Regions from separate parts of the Homo sapiens genome. Here region 1 is linked to region 2. Evidence: read pairs that join two places in POLR2A ChIA-PET (ENCODE). Cell type or tissue: Panc1. All regions are shown on one strand.

Region 1 (8,000 bases), 170 kb before region 2:
ACTTCTGTCAAGACTAGAAGCTTTGGCCTTATCGCCATTGTTAAAGGCAATCCAAGAAATACTATTTAAGGCTAATTTTGTTGCCCTTTTGAAGAGACTTTTGAAATCATAAAAAAAGAGTCCAGACAATAAGCTGGATAGGAAGGACAAGTTCCTCCTTGGCAGCCAGTGTCGAATTACACTGTCCCCTGTCTGTGGATAAAACAGAATTGTGCTCTTCAGACTGCCAACCCCTTACTTGACAACCACTACAAAAAGTTAACAATAAATGAAACTGACAGCCCACTTCACCAGATTGGGAGTACATCTGAACTTCTACGGCAAGACAGCTGGACTTGAGTTCATTTCCCTGGAGGCTGGGCTACAGCAATACCTAATGAAAACAATGATGGACATATATTTATTTCCAAGGCATTTGTAGCCTGCACCCTGGTTCCAGTCTTATCGCAGAAGCTGGATCAATTTTCACATCTTTTCACTAAATGGATGGGATGTGAAATTACTCCTATTGACAATAAGCATTCTCAAGGGCTGTGGTAATTGTGTAGCCCAGCACAGCAGAAAAGAGGTGCTAACAAAAGCACATAGACAATTGGTTACCATCAATTTCCTGTGGCATTGGTACATGTGAGTAAGGCAGTTAAAAAAAAAAAATGCGGTCCTGGGTAAAGCCTATACCTTCTCCATCAGTAGCAAATCCAACCAGCAGAATGCAGGTGGCAGGTGATTTCTCCCCCAGCAATCTCTGAAAAGTGTGCGGTACCAAATCTAATCACAGCCAGGATTTGTAGACTGAGAAACCAAGGGCCTAACCTTCTGCCTGGTCATTTCTGCATATCGCCTCCCCCTGCCCCCATCGCACTCCATTCCTCCCATCTTTTATGCTACCCCATTTGTGAGATGAGTGCCAAATGACCTCTTTGACAATGGACCAGAGTGGACAGCTTCATTTTCATTCCCATCTTTAAAGGTTTGACCTATGTGAGATGCTTGGATTAGAAACAGCTCCTGGCTCCTGCCTTCTTATTGGTTTTGTCTCAAATGCACTGGCCTATATATATATCAGGAACAAAGAATGAAGACAAAAGTAAGCCCATTGGTGAGGTGAGTTAGGACCCAGGCAGAGAGCCTGATGGAGTATGTAAATGAAATATACTGCCCTTGGTCTCCAGATCTCAGATTGTCTTGCAGATACCAAAAGCTGATCCAGCACTAATGAAACATCATTCTTAGGAAGGTGCCCATAAGGTCAATTTCTTCACCATTATACAAATGATTTATTTCCTCTAAAATAGTCCATCTAATTCAACCAAAAGTAAATTTAATAAAAAGCACTTTATATGCTTGCATAAATATAACTTAAGTAGGAAGTTGCTATTTTGACAGCTTGACAATAAAGGTAGAAGCAATGGGAAAACAATTTTCATGAACCGTATAGATACTGAATTTACAATGTTACGAGATCAGGTCCACCTTTTGAAAATTCTGGTTCGGTTTGGAGCTGTCAATCAGTCAACAAAAGGGCACATTTCTTTCATGCCTTTGTCTGCCTGAAGTTAAAAAATAAAATAAAATGTTTCTGTCCAGGTTTTCTATCAAAGAATTTCCTTTTTGCAGTCCTGGAAAAACCAGATAGAAGAAGGAAACCATTTACTGAGTGTCAGCCATTATGTTAGGTATTTTATATACAGTATATATTTCACAAATGTTATCTAATTTAATTTTTATAATACTGAGGAATTATTCAACCCCAGGGTATCTGGCCTCTGAGCTTGGGCCCCTCCCTCTCTATGCTATTATGATACACTGTTTGCCAATTTTCAGAGAAATAGAGTACAATAAAATTTACTTGGCAGTAATGAAAACAATTTATTCTATTGTGATCAAAAAGACACTTTACCTCAAGTTTTATTTATCTAAATAGCAACTATCATGGCTTAGTTTTATTACTTGTACATCCATTGTAGTTAAAAGATGGGTGTTAGGCTGAATCTTTACTGATCCTGTTATTTTCTAATATCAAATTATTTATTTAATACCTTTTCTAATAAAATGAGAGGGTAGGGCCAGGCGCAATGGCTCATGCCTCTAATCCCAGCACTTTGGGAGGCCGAGGTGGGCAGATCACCTGAGGTCAGGATTTTGAGACCAGCCTGGCCAACATGGTGAAGCCCTGTCTCTACTAAAAATACAAAAATTAGCCAGCCATGGTGGCATGCATCTGTAATCCTAGCTACTTGGGAGGCTGAGGCAGAAGAATCACTTGAACCCAGGAGGTGGAGGTTGCAGTGAGCCGAGATCGCACCACTGTACTCCAGCCTGGGCAACAGAGTGAGACTCTTGTCTCAAAAAATAAATAAATACATAAATAAATAAATAAATAAATAAAATGAGAGGGCAGAAAAAAATGGTGGTTACTTGAATCTTTTTGGTTGTATGGATTGTGTGTAGTATTTGGTATTATTTACTTATTTGTGTAGGTCCATTGTAGCATATTCCCAACCTTTGGGCTTGGGACTTTAAGCAAAATAAAATTAAAGGCCTTAATTCTCCTAAACAAATATTTTGGTTTTTATTTAATGGTAAAATTAGATAACATTAACAATATGAACAGGCTCAAGAAGGGTTGAGATAAATTTATATACCAACCCCGTCATTGTGTGAGGGCTGCTTCAGAGCTGAGTTGGGTGGTCATGTCCCAGCGCTTCTGCCTTCCACATGGGTAGGTTCAAGAAGGGTTGAAATAAATGTATGGAACTCGACTGCCTAATAATAGATTAAGAGAAATTAAGGAATTGGGAATGTATTCTAATTTCAGAGAGCAATGCCGTAGAAAACCACCACCCTTCTCCATAGAATATTACTTGAAGAGTATTAAGAGAAACACTGCATTTTTCATGCATTTCTCAAGTTTATTTCCAACAGCTTTCCTTCAAAACTCATTTTGCTTCATCACTATCTAATCTCCTAATTTTATCAGCATTTTCTAAACCTCCCAGGAGAAAAATCTGAGAATAGCACTTTCCAATAATGGGTTCTTTAAAATACTAAGGTCTGTGATATGCTAATAAGGTTCTGCCAAATAAAGAATCTCTTTAGGGAATACTAGATTAAAGAAAATCACACAGGTTTCACTTCTAGTAAAGGCCAAGTAACTCATGTTAGACCAACCCTTCTGTAGACAAAGACTAAATTCTTGAGAAAATATACTCTCAAAAAATACAGACAACTATTTGAAGTTACTAAAAAATGATCAAAAATGGGCTGTAATACTGAAGAAGGGAATGGCATTGGATGAATTTCCCATTTTTACAGCTTTTGGTCCTAGAACAGGCTCTACAGAGAGCTGTTCCAGGAAGAATGGTTAAAACTCAAATAGAAGCTCAGTGTTACTTGGAGAACTAGAAACACAGCTCTGGATAACTACAGCAGCTAGCAAGTGGGGGACATCTCAGAAAGGAGAGAACCAGAAAGGAGGAGGCCCAAATTCTATGCATAAATCTCTGGCTGACATCTGAACCATGCATGCATGGAACAGATTCCAAGAAGCCCAGCTAAAAATAAATTAACTGAGATTTTAGTGATGTCTTTCTCCAGGAAGACAGAGTTTGCAGTGTGAGTTCAGCCAGGTTAACTTTCTGCTAAAACAAAAACGGAAATCTCTTTAAAGGAACATCATAAAATTCAGAATGTCTATACCATATCATTCACATTGTCCAGAATGCAATCCAAAATTACTCAGCATACAAAGAAATCAGAAAATGTGACTCCTACAAGAGAAAAGATAATCAACAAAGACCGACACCTAGAGGACCCCAATATTGGAATTAGCCGACAAGGATTTTAAAGTAGCTATTATAACTATGCTCAACAATGTAAAGGAAAATATGCTTATAATGAATTTGACCACAGAACATTAAAGAACATCTCTATGGAACACAGTTTGAGAAATGCCACCCTAGAGATTCAAATGAAGCTACCTGCAATTAGACTACAAACAAAAGACCCATAGTTTTGGGTTGACTCTGATATTGAGTCAATATTCAGTAGGGCAAATACAATTCTCAGTTATGAGTCAGAGAAAAAACATACATTATTTGCTTTGTGCCAGATAACATCATTTCACAAAATAGGCTTTGTTATTTTTGATTTAATATAAAGTCTGGGTTTAGAAAAGTTAAATTAATTATTTGCTCAAGGTTACTCAATTAGTAAGTATAGACTGGGATTCAAACTCAGTTTTGTCAGACTACAAAGCCCACACTCTTCATTCTGTTCTATTCCCTTGCTGCTGAAAGTGTGGTGTGTGGACAAGCAGCAGCAGAATTGGCCTGAGAACTTGTTAAGAATGCAGAATCTCAGATCCTGGTGAAGACCTACTAAATCAGAACCTGCATTTAACCATGTGTGTAATTGCCATGCACATTGTATTAGTCTGTCTTCATGCTGCTGATAGAGAGATACCCGAAACTGGGCAATTTACAAAAGAAAGATGTTTAATGGACTCACAGTTCCACGTGGCTGGGGAGGCCTCACAATCATGTTGGAAGGTGAAAGGCTTGTCTCACATGGCGGCAGACAAGAGAAGAGAGCTTGTGCAGGAAAACTACGGTTTATAAAACCATCAGATCTCGTGAGACTTACTATCACAAGAACAGCACAGGAAAGATCCATTTCCATGATTCAATTACCTCCCACCAAGTCCTTCCCACAACGTGTGGGAATTGTGGGAGCTACAATTCACAATGAGATTTGGGTGGGGACACAGCCAAACCATATCACACATTAACGTTTGATAAGAATGAGTTTATTTTAATCAGATAAGAGTTATTAATCAGCTAAAATTAATCAGATAAGTTATTAATCAGATATTAATCAGATAAGATTATTTAATAAGAGTTTATTAAATAATCAGAGTTTGAGAAGCATTGGTCTATACCAGTGGTTTGCAGTGTAATCCCTGGGACCAGCTTCAGCATCACCTGGGACTTGTTAGAAATGCAAATTCTTGGGCCTAATCCCAGAACTATGGAATCAGAAAAATCTGTGTTTTAACAGGCACTTCAGGTGATGCTAATGCCTATTAAAGTCTGAGAACCACTGGCCTACTCCATGCGGCCTCACATGAAAAAGTAACTGAACCTAGCTAGAAGAGGAAGTGAGTGAAAGGCAAAAGTGAGTGAAAATTGGATTTTGACAAAAATAAACCAAGACCCAATAGGGTAAAGTTTCAAGTAATAGCCTATGTGAAGAAAAGCATACAATTTGACTAAGAGACATAAAAGATGACAAATCTAAAATGGCAATGCTTTACAAATTAACATACCCACTTAATGTAAGTTGAATTACTATCCAAGTGAGGAGCTTGATAAAGAAATCGTAAAGTTCATACAAAAGAATAAATAAGCAAAAACAACCAATAATTTTTTTAAAAAGAAGGTAAGTGGGGGAGGCTAACTCTACTAGAAAAGTATGCTAAAAGAGCTACAATAAACAAAGCACGAGAATCTGTAACTAGATTAACAAAATAGATTATGTGTCTTCTAACATAGTAATTTTCAAAAAGAAGGGCTTTTTTCAACAATGCACGCCATCCGCTGGAAATTTTGTTAAGCCTCCCTTTAGGATCAAACTCTCCAGTTACAAATCCTTGCATATTGTTATTTTGAGTTTTGTGGAGGTAGCAAAAATAGTAAGATCCACTTCCCCACAGTATATAAGAATTTAGCATATGATTAAAAGGACATCTCAAATTAATAGAAGTATAGAATATTTAATAATTCATACTGAGGGAAATGATTATTCTGGGAAAAATTAAGTTAGTGTCTCCCATCAGAATTTTTACCACATACATTTCAGAACATTTTAAAGTAGTATAAAAACACACAACAGGGCCGGGCACGGTGGCTGACGCCTGTAATCCCAGCACTTTGGGAGGCCGAGGCAGGCGGATCACGAGGTCAGGAGATCGAGACCACGGTGAAACCTCCTCTCTACTAAAAATACAAAAAATTAGCCGGGCACGGTGGCGAGTGCCTGTAGTCCCAGCTACTCAGGAGGCTGAGGGAGGAGAATGGCGTGAACCTGGGAGGCGGAGCTTGCAGTGAGCTGAGATCGCGCCACTGCACTACACTCCAACCTGGGTGACAGAGCGAGACTCCGTCTCAAAAAAAAAAAAAAACAAAAGGAAATACAGATTTAACCACATACAATTTTTACTTCTTCTTCTTTTTTTTTTTCTTTGAGACTGAGTCTCACTCTGTCGCCCAGGCTGGAGTGCAGTGGCACAATCTCGGCTCATTGCAACCTCCACCTCCTGAGTTCGAGCAGTTCTCCTGTCTCAACCTCCTGAGTAGCTGGGACTACAGGCGCACACCACCACGCCCGGCTAATTTTTGTATTTTTAGCAGAGACGAGGTTTTACCATATTGGTCAGTCTGGCCTCGAACTCCTGACCTCAGGTGATCCACCTGCCTCGGCCTCCCAAATTGCTGGGATTACAGGCATGAGCCACTGCTCCCAGCCTAAAATTTTAACTTCTATCTTTCAAAAAATGACAACATTTAAAAGGCAATAATAAATTATACAAAAAAGTGACAATTATGATAGAGAAAAAGTTAACAACCTTAATGTTTAAAGCAGTTTTACAAATCAATGACAAAATCACTGAAGTCCCAATTTTAAAAGTGAGCAAAGAACACAAACAAATTGTGGAATAAGAATACAAATGTTAATATTCATATTTTAAAGTACAAACTTATTGATAATTGCAAATTAAAATACATGCTTTTAATTCAAATTTGGTGGTTTAAATTTGGTTAAGATTTTACCAGGCAATATATGCATACTGGTATGCTTGTATATGGAGTGGCAAAGTAGAAGAACTATTCTAGAAAGCTAGCTGGCAATGACTTCATCCAGTAATTCCACCCACAGAAATTAATCCTAAACAAATAATCAGAGTTTATTGAATAAAATCAAGCAAAAAATTAGAAATAATATAATGATCATAACTGGAAAAATAACTAAATATATGATGGCAGATTCAGTATATATATAGATGTATTTGATTTTTTTGAGACAGGTTCTTGCTGTGTCATCCAGGCTGGAGTGCAGTGGAGCAATCATGGCTCACTGCAGCCTCAACCTCCTGGGTTCAGGTGATCCTCCCACCTCAACTTTCTGAGTAGCTGGCACTACAGGTACATGCCACCCTGCCCAGCTAAATTTTTAAAAATTTTTTGTAGAGATGAGGTCTCCCTATGCTGCCCAGGCTGATCTTGAATTCCTAGGCTCAAGTGATCCTCCTGCCTTGGCCTCCCAAAGTGCTGAGATTACAGGAATGTATTCTCATACTGTTATAAAAGTACTACCCGAGACTGGGTAATTTATTGTAAGGAAAAGAGATTTAATTGACTCACAGTTCCACATGGCCATGGAAGCCTCAGGAAACTTACCAGCATGGCAGAAGGGGAAGGGGAACAATGACCTCTTTCACATGACAGCAGGAGAGAGATGAGTGAGGAGCAAAGAGGGAAGATCCCCTTATAAAACCATCAGATCTCGTGAGAACTCATTTTCTATCACGAGAAAAGCCTGGGGAAAACTGCCCCCATGATCCAATCACCTCCCACCTGGTCCCTCACTCGACTCGTAGGGATTATGGAGATTACAATTTGAAATGAGATTTGAGGGGAGGACACAGAGTCAAACCATATCAAGGCATGAACCACCATGCCCAGCCTAAATATAATATATGGTTATTAAAGTTATGCTTCCAAAGAAAATTTAATGATATAAAACCATTTCAGTATAATAGAAAAGGTTTAAAAGGCAAGATACAAAATTACATACAATAGAGTTTCAGGGGCTGGGTGCGGTGGCTCAAGCCTGTAATCCCAGCACTTTGGGAGGCTAAGGTGGGTGGCCCACCCCAGGTCAGGAGTTCGAGATCAGCCTGTCCAACGTGGTGAAAGCCTGCCTCTACTAAAAATACAAAA
Region 2 (8,000 bases):
GTTACTTTGGGGTAATGATTTTATGCTTGATTCTCCTTTTCTTTTCTGTGCTTTTCTGTCTCTTCTTCACTTTTATTTGTTAAAAAAAATTTTTTTGCAAAGTAGGGTAGCCAGTGGATCCCCACCTATACCTTTGAGAAGATGGAGGACCTTAAGTTAAGAGTCAGATATTTATCAACCATAACAAGTTCACCACAGAGCCCTTCGTCCTCCTGTTGAGATCAGTGATCTTCAGACCTGCATGACCATCTTAACGTTCAGGTTCCTGGGCCCCAGATACTGAACCAGAACCTCTAAGGGTGGAGCCCAGGAATCTGTTTGTAAAATCTCTACCGGTGAACCTGATGGTCATTTATTTTCTATTGGAAACCACTGATTTAGAGCACTTGTTTCCAAATGCAAATCCCGTGTAGTTGCCTAAATTAAAAATCTTCTAGGCCAGGTGTGGTGGCTCACACCTGTAATCCCAGCACTTTTGAGAGACCAAGGCAGGCGGATCACCTGAGGTCAAGGGTTCGAGACCAGCCTGGCCAACATGGTGAAACCCTATCTCTACTAAAAATACAAAAATTAGCCAGGTGTGGTGGTGCACGCCTATAATCCCAGCTACTCGGGAGGCTGAGGCAGGAGAATCGCTTGAATCCGGCAGAGGTTGCAGAGAGCTGAGATCGAGCCACTGCACTCCAGCCTGGGTGACAGAGCAAGACTCCATCTCAAAACAAACAACAACAACAAAAAATAATCTTCTACCACTTTTCTGCCTACCTTCTCAAACTTGCAAGATCTCTCTCTAGTTTATCTTCACCAGTTGGAGCACTCACTCCCATGTACACATGTTCTTCCTGATTACTTACGAAAATATGGAAATTATGTTGAAATGTATTGAAGTCTGAATGTTGAAAATGTCTTTAAGTTATTGAGAATGTCCATAATGGAAAACTGTAATTCTGCTTCTTTACACTGAGCTGCCCTTTCATGGGGAAAAAAGTCTTTCAAGAAATTGAGCATATATTTCTCCATCCAGAGCAATGTCCATTTCTTCCTCTTTTGATTTTAGTCTCTAGCCAGTTTCCTTTCCTTGACCAGATGGCCCCCAGTCCCGTGAGGACTCTAAAGAAAAGAAAATAGCCTTAGGCTTCTTAAAACCTCCCAACATGAACATCGACCAGCTATTCTTCACTCACCATTTATTAGACACAAATATCTTTACTTACATTTTCGTTAGTTCTTATCTTCATCAGATTCCAGCCGCTTACATTCTGGAATGCTGATGTCATTTGTTGGCATGTGTGGTGTTATTCGGGAGATTGTGTCCAGGTTTATTGGTTCATCATCCACCTAAACCAACATCTATTAAGTGAACTCTGTGCACAACACCTTGCCAGACACTAGATGTACTTTACAGTTTGCAGAACAGGTTCCTCATTGTCACACGTAGCCAGCCTGGCCACAGCCCTAGGAAGTAGGTGGCAGTGGTGTTATCACCATGACCCTCATTGTACAGATGAGGAAACAGGGTCTTGGGAAGATTAAGGAACTTATCCAAAGTCACACAACTCACAAGTTTCAGAGGCTGGCCTCAAACCCAGGCCCCCTGACCACGAATCCCATGCACTCACCAGTATGCCACCCCCACCAACTTCCTGGCAGGGAGAGGGGCTCCTGGCCTTGACTCCAGTTTGAAAATGATTCTGTAGCCATTTCCCTTTACCTCTTGATTTATGGTGGCAGTGCTGGTCCTCCATGTCAGCTCACACGTATTGACAATTGCAAAGAAGCCTGTTACAAGAATTTGTGCCTCAGCCAGGCCCAGGGGCTCACACCTGTAATCCCAGCACTTTGGGAGGCCAAGGCATGTGGATCGCTTCAGCCCAGGAGTTCAAGACCAGTCTGGGCAACATCGTGAGACTCCATCTCTACAAAATAATTTTTAAAATAGCCAGGTGTGGTGGCATGCACCTGTAATCCAGCTACTTGGGAGGCTGAAGTGGGAGGATCACCAGAGCCTGAGGAGGTTGAGGCTGCAGTGGGCCAATATTGTGCCACTGCACTCCGGCCTGGGCAACGGAGTGAGACTCTGTTTCAAAAAAAAAGAGAGAATTTGTGCCTGTGTTATCAAAAATCATCTCACTAGGGTCAGAGGGGGCAGCGGGTGAGTACCAGGAGCCCTCTTCCTTCTCTGTCAATGCTCTGGGAACTGGTATTTGTAGAAACTGCAAACGTGTAGCCTCCTGGTCACGAGGGCTTGTTTTCACATTTAGTCTCCTGGAGGAGGACTCCGAGGAGGAGGGAGACTTGTGTCGCATCTGTCAGATAGCCGGGGGTTCCCCAAGCAACCCCCTCCTGGAGCCTTGCGGCTGTGTGGGAAGCCTGCAGTTTGTTCATCAAGAGTGCCTGAAAAAGTGGCTGAAAGTGAAAATAACATCAGGTAGGTGGGGAAGGAAGTGCAGTGAACGTGCCACGACATGTAATTAACATGAGGCACCACGGTGTGGGCCCCGGAGCCTTGTCATCAGCTCACTCTCCTCCGCAGAACAGCGACTCAGGGACACGTGGCTGAGCTCCAGATCCTTGCTCATAAAAGCTGTCTTTAAACTATGGGAGGGAGTTGGGGGTTTTTTGTTTGTTTTTGTTTTGGTTTGTTTTTTGTTTTTTGCTTTTATCTGAGAGAAGACTCCTGGGAACAAATGCTATTGAATTCTACCTCTGCTTGAGGCCTGAGCAGAGATGCTAAGATCGCCTCTCAGGAGGAAGGAAATAGAAGTGGGTCAGCGGTGGAAGCTCAGCAGACACACAGTAGCCGTGCCCAGCTAGCAGACACCCAGCAAAATACTTCAGAAGGTCCCTCATGAGAGACCCCCAGCACACACATCCTACTTCCTTTTATTTGGGGGTCACCTAAGAAACTAAACAAAGCTGCCTTTTAGCAATAGGGATAAGAGTGCTGATCTGATTGTCTAGAACCATATTAGATAAAGAAATTTCCATGTGCTGATTTTGTCAGCTCCCTAGCATCTTATAACTGGGTGTGCGGCACCTTCTCAACTCCCTGAGCAGGTTATAACCTAAATACAACCACATCGGTAGGTCGGCTGTAGTTTTCTGGGCAGAGAACAGAAGGTTTCTTTAAAGCATGGCTTTAGGAATGAGATCAACTTTAAGCAAAAAAAAAAAAAAAATGCATGGAACATCAGTGCAAAGAGCAACTTGATCAGAAAATAGCTGCGGCTTCTTTCAGACACACATCTCTGAAAACATATCCCCCCACAGCCAGATCCTATTTCTCCCCGTCTTCCATATCCTTCTCCTTAGCCGTCACTATCCAGGCTGCAGGGAGACTTAGAGCTTTACCCTGTCCCCATGAGGTGTTGCCACGCCCCCTCACCAAGGACAGCACACCATGGAATCAGAGAATGAACACGTGGGGTAATCATATTACTGTGTCATCCATGGAGCCCGTTTTATGCAACTTCCCTAGCATAAGAAATATAAGTCCACTGATCAAGATGCTTAAACGCATATCCATATAACGAGCAAAATATTCAGTCCTTCAGAGAGGGAAGAAAACGAGTAGATTTTGGTTGCTAACGACTCTGCCATGCAATCCTTTATCTTCCTAGAAATTTGGGCCAATTAAACATCTAACACAGAAAAAGTTACCTGTGAAACATGTCATGAAAATGCTGCTATGCTCATAAATGTCAACGCTTGTATGGGTGTGTTCAGTAGGATTCGATCGGAAGACTCATGGGACATTTGGTAGCCTAAAGCGTTACTGAATGACGCTAAAAAAAAAAAAAAAAAAAGTCAAGCGAACAAAATGCAGATAAGGGATTACTTCCTGTTCATCCTTGCCCTTTGAAAGTCTCTATTATTTACTGTTTCTTTATATCCCCAGTGGGGAAATAGAATGGAGGTATGAAACTGCACAAGCCCTATTTTTACCAAATACATGCAGGTAACTAATAGGTCTTTTATTTTCTAATGCATAAAATAAACACCAGTACATCATTAGTCAAAAGCCGCAACTAAGGGGGAGAAACTGTCTGGCAGAATGTTTGCTTAGACATAACAGCCCAGCTCTGCATCCTCCACTTTTGCATTGGGGAATAGGATAAAAATGCTGATCTAGAATGCCTGTTTTTATAAAAACAGCAACAAAGGAAGCCTTCTCATATTCCTTTTCCCCGATGAGTCTGAGCTCAGGCTGATGAGCTGGCCCTGGGTACTACTGTAACTAGTACCCACACCTGGCCCCTCGCTCCCTCACTGTTCTCAGGTGGCAATGTTACCTGGGCAGGAGTAAAGGCAGATTTTTAAGCCATTGATCGAGAATAGCTTCTGCCATCTATTTTGGTCCTCACTAATTTATTTACTTGGACCTGTGTTGGGTCTACAATAAAAAAAAAAAAAGCTGAATAGTCACTCTTTTTACAAACACCTGTGTTACAGACTCTTAGCCTCTGTGCAGCAATTCCAAGTTTATGAACCATCCTGTTTATATTTAAATAGAAAGCAAGATCTGCTATTTAAAAGTCGTGGGAATTTCACTTCTATGAAGCTTGCATAATAGATGACTACAAAGGAAATTTTTCAGCTCTCAGATTCAAGGTCATTTTCTACAGAAGATGGCTGGCTTTAAAGGAAGGTCACTGAAGCTCAGAATTCATAACACACACAAGTTCACTCCCCAAATATCACCTGTCCAAAGTGCTAACACAAACAGACCCATGGTTATATGTACATATAATTCTTTATCCAATTTAAGGAGCAGATCTTGGTGCCGTGAAGACCTGTGAGATGTGTAAGCAAGGCCTGCTGGTTGACCTGGGTGACTTTAACATGATTGAGTTCTACCAGAAGCACCAGCAATCTCAGGTAAGAAATGTGGCCACTCTGCCTCCACAGGTTAAAGTATGTTAGAGGGGCAGGGCGAGAAGACATTCCCCTTCCCTGATCTAAGAAATGTAGAAGGTCTCTGCTGGCAGGAGTCTGACAATATCCATTTAGCTTACTTCTCTGAGAAGACCTGCCACTAAATTAGAGTATTAGAGAGTTGAAAAGCCTTTTTTTTTTTTTTTTTTTTTTGAGACAGAGTCTCACTCTGTCGCCCAGGCGGGAATGCAGTGGCACAATCTCACTGCAAACTCTGCCTCACAGGTTCAAGCGATCCTCCCACCTCAGCCTCCTGAGTAGCTGGGATTACAGGCGTGTGCCACCACACCCACCTAATTTTTGTATTTTTAGTAGAGATGGGGTTTCTCCATGTTGGCCAGCTTGGTCTCGAACTCCTGATCTCAAGTGATCTGTCTGCCTCCACCTCCCAGAGTGCTACAATTACAGGTGTGAGCCACTACACCTGGCCGAGAGTTGGAAGTCTTATTTGTCCTGGGTTGAGTTTGCCCTGCTGTTGGGAACAAAAGTAAGAAGCTTCAGTGGGCAACTGGACACAGAAAAATACCAAAAAATTCTGGCAAGCTCCACACCCACGTTTGCAGAAGTAATTTAATAACAAGAGAAAAAAAAATCAGGGTCTTGGAGGAAATGGTCCCTAATTTAAATACCAAGTAACCCTGGGATAAGAAGGAACTGCTTTACCTACATACAGCTAATGAACATGAGGTAAATGCCTACTGGCTGATCTTTATCACCTAGTGAATTAACTCTCCTAGGGTATTTGGACTGCATTTCTAATATTGTAAAAAAGTTAGTTACCCTCAAGTGGGAAGTTGATTTGTGCCTGAGATAACAGTTAATCACCCAATTCTCAGGCAAACAGTCTTCCATTTAGAACTATTAGGTTGGTGCAAAAGTAATTGCAGTTTTGCCACTTTTGTTGGCAATATCCACAATTACTTTTGCACCAACCTAATACTATTTTGTTCAATATAGAAGTCACAAGCCACTTGTGGCTAATGAACAGGTGGCTTGTTCTAATCAACATATCCTGTAAGTGTCACATACACACCAAATTTCAAAGACACAGTACCAAAAAAAAAAAGGGGGGTAATATATCACCTAATTTTAAACACCAAGTTTCAAAGACTTAGTACACTTTCCAGTTCAGTATGTAAAGAGTTTGAAGTTGTCACTTCGTTTTAACAACAAGTAAAAAGCTTTAAAAAGTGCAAAATCAACAACCCTTCTTAGATCCATAAGAGAAGTGAAGTCACAGAGCAAATCACTGCCCCTAAAATTGGAAAGACAGGCAGATAGAATCACTAATCCCAGCACTTTGGGAGGCCAAGGTGGGCGGATCACTTGAAGTCAGGAGTTTGAGACCAGCGTGGCCAACACAGCGAAACCCCCATCTCTACTAAAAATACAAAAATTAGCTGGGCGTGGTGGCGCATGCCTGTAATCTCAGCTACTCAGGAGGCTGAGGCTTGAGAATCGCTTGAACCTGGGAGCCAGAGGTTGCAGTGAGCCGAGATCGCACCACTGCACTCCAGCCTGGGCGACAGAGTGAGACTCCATCTCAAAAAAAAAAAAAAAAAAAAAAAAATCACAACTTACCGGAGCAGAGACTCCTGAGCAGAAAGCTCTATGGAAACCAGTGCTGGACAAGCAATCTTAAGCTGTAATTAATGAACTGCTGGATGCTCAGTGTAGACAAGTCTGAGAGTCAAAAATTCCAGGGGGACCCTGTCATAAGGGTATCCCCACACTTCAGTGAGTTTTCTGTCCAGGAGTGCAACCAGGTGCTTACAGTGAATAGCAGAGAAAAATTCCTTCATGCTTCCAGCAGGGGGAGGGGGAAAGTAACCATTTTGGTATAAGCCAGAGCTTTCTGTTCTTACTAACAGTTTGCCCTCAGGAGAAACTATTTAACCAGAGCCTAACCTTTGGAGGTTTTATCAGAGCGCCATACCTAACTGGAAGAAGGGAAATACTCAACTCCAGCCCTCTCTAGCCATCTTGTCCCACCTAAGGTGGGAGGGGGAGGATAGAGAAACTGAGAAGCACTTGTGAAGTTCACAGTCCAGAGGCACAAGCTCACTCAGACTGGGACCTAGAGTCTCAAAGGACTGTAGAATACTTCCCCTCTCCCCACACCTCACCACCACATGGCTAACAACCCATTTATAGCAGTTCCTTTTACCCAGTACATCACGTCTGGCTACCAAGAAAAAATTACAAGACATACTCAAAGGTGAAAAGCACAGTTTGAAGAGACAGAGCAAACACCAGAACCAGACTCAGATATGGCAGGGATGTTGGAATTACCAGACCAGGAATGTAAAACACTATGATTAATATGCTAAGGACTCTAACAGGTAAAGTAGACAGCACTTAAGAACAGATGGGCAGTGTACACAGAGGAATGGAAATTCTAAGAAAGAAAAAGAAATGATAGAGGTGAAAAACTCTAACAAATGAAGAATGCCTTTGATGGGCTTATTAGTAGACTGGATACAGCTGAGGAAAGAATCTTTGAGTTGAGCATATCCCAATAGAAACTGCCCAAAATGGAAAAACAAAGAGAACAAAGATTGGAAAAAAAGAAAAGAAAACAGAGCAGGATATCCAAGAACTTGTGAGACAATTATCCAAAAGGTGTAATAGACACATCATGGGAATACCCAGAAGGAGAATAAAGAGAGAAAGGAACAGAGAAATATTTGAAGCAATAATGACTGAGAATTTCCCCCAAATTAATGTCAGACACCAAATCACAAATCCAGAAAGCTCAGAGAACACCGAACAAGATAAATGCCAAAAGCAAAACAAAACAAAACAAACAAAAAACCCACCACCATGACACATCATATTTAAAATGGAAAAAAAAATCAAAGATAAAGAAAAAATCCTGTAAGAGGCCAAAGGGGAAAAACACCTTCCCTAAAGGGGAGTAAAGATAAGAATGACATCTGACTTCCCAGAAAGCATGCAAGCAAGAAGACAGAGAAACAAAATATTTACAGTGTTAAGAGAAAAAACTGGCCAACCTAGATTTCTGTACCCTGCAAAATTATCCTTCAAGAGCAAAGGAGAAATAA

Evidence for each region. ChIA-PET counts read pairs that join two places held together with the same protein. Peaks named below come from ENCODE experiments on the same cell type or tissue, not always from the same donor. Only the 100,000 strongest peaks of a DNase experiment are listed, where the experiment ranks them.
Region 1: POLR2A ChIA-PET joins it to region 2 with 11 read pairs; 3 of 35 experiments call an interaction of 5 or more read pairs at or near these places.

The regions. Positions count from the first base shown.
Region 1 is chr17:62,884,465-62,892,464 of GRCh38, reverse strand. No RefSeq gene overlaps it. Among named protein-coding and RNA genes, the nearest start is that of MIR633, 56 kb to the left of the region's middle. In Panc1, no CTCF peak of the experiment used is centred here; DNase peaks (open chromatin) are centred at 4,076 and 4,195.
Region 2 is chr17:62,719,366-62,727,365 of GRCh38, reverse strand. It overlaps MARCHF10 (membrane associated ring-CH-type finger 10), which reads left to right. Exons shown (of 11, transcript NM_152598.4): 7 at 2,262-2,428; 8 at 4,769-4,878. All of the region lies in intron 2 of MARCHF10-AS1 (MARCHF10 antisense RNA 1), which reads right to left. Among named protein-coding and RNA genes, the nearest start is that of MARCHF10-AS1, 17 kb to the right of the region's middle. RefSeq lists enhancers at 2,358-2,437, 6,775-6,854 and a silencer at 7,025-7,104. In Panc1, no CTCF peak of the experiment used is centred here; no DNase peak of the experiment used is centred here; H3K27ac peaks cover 586 bases.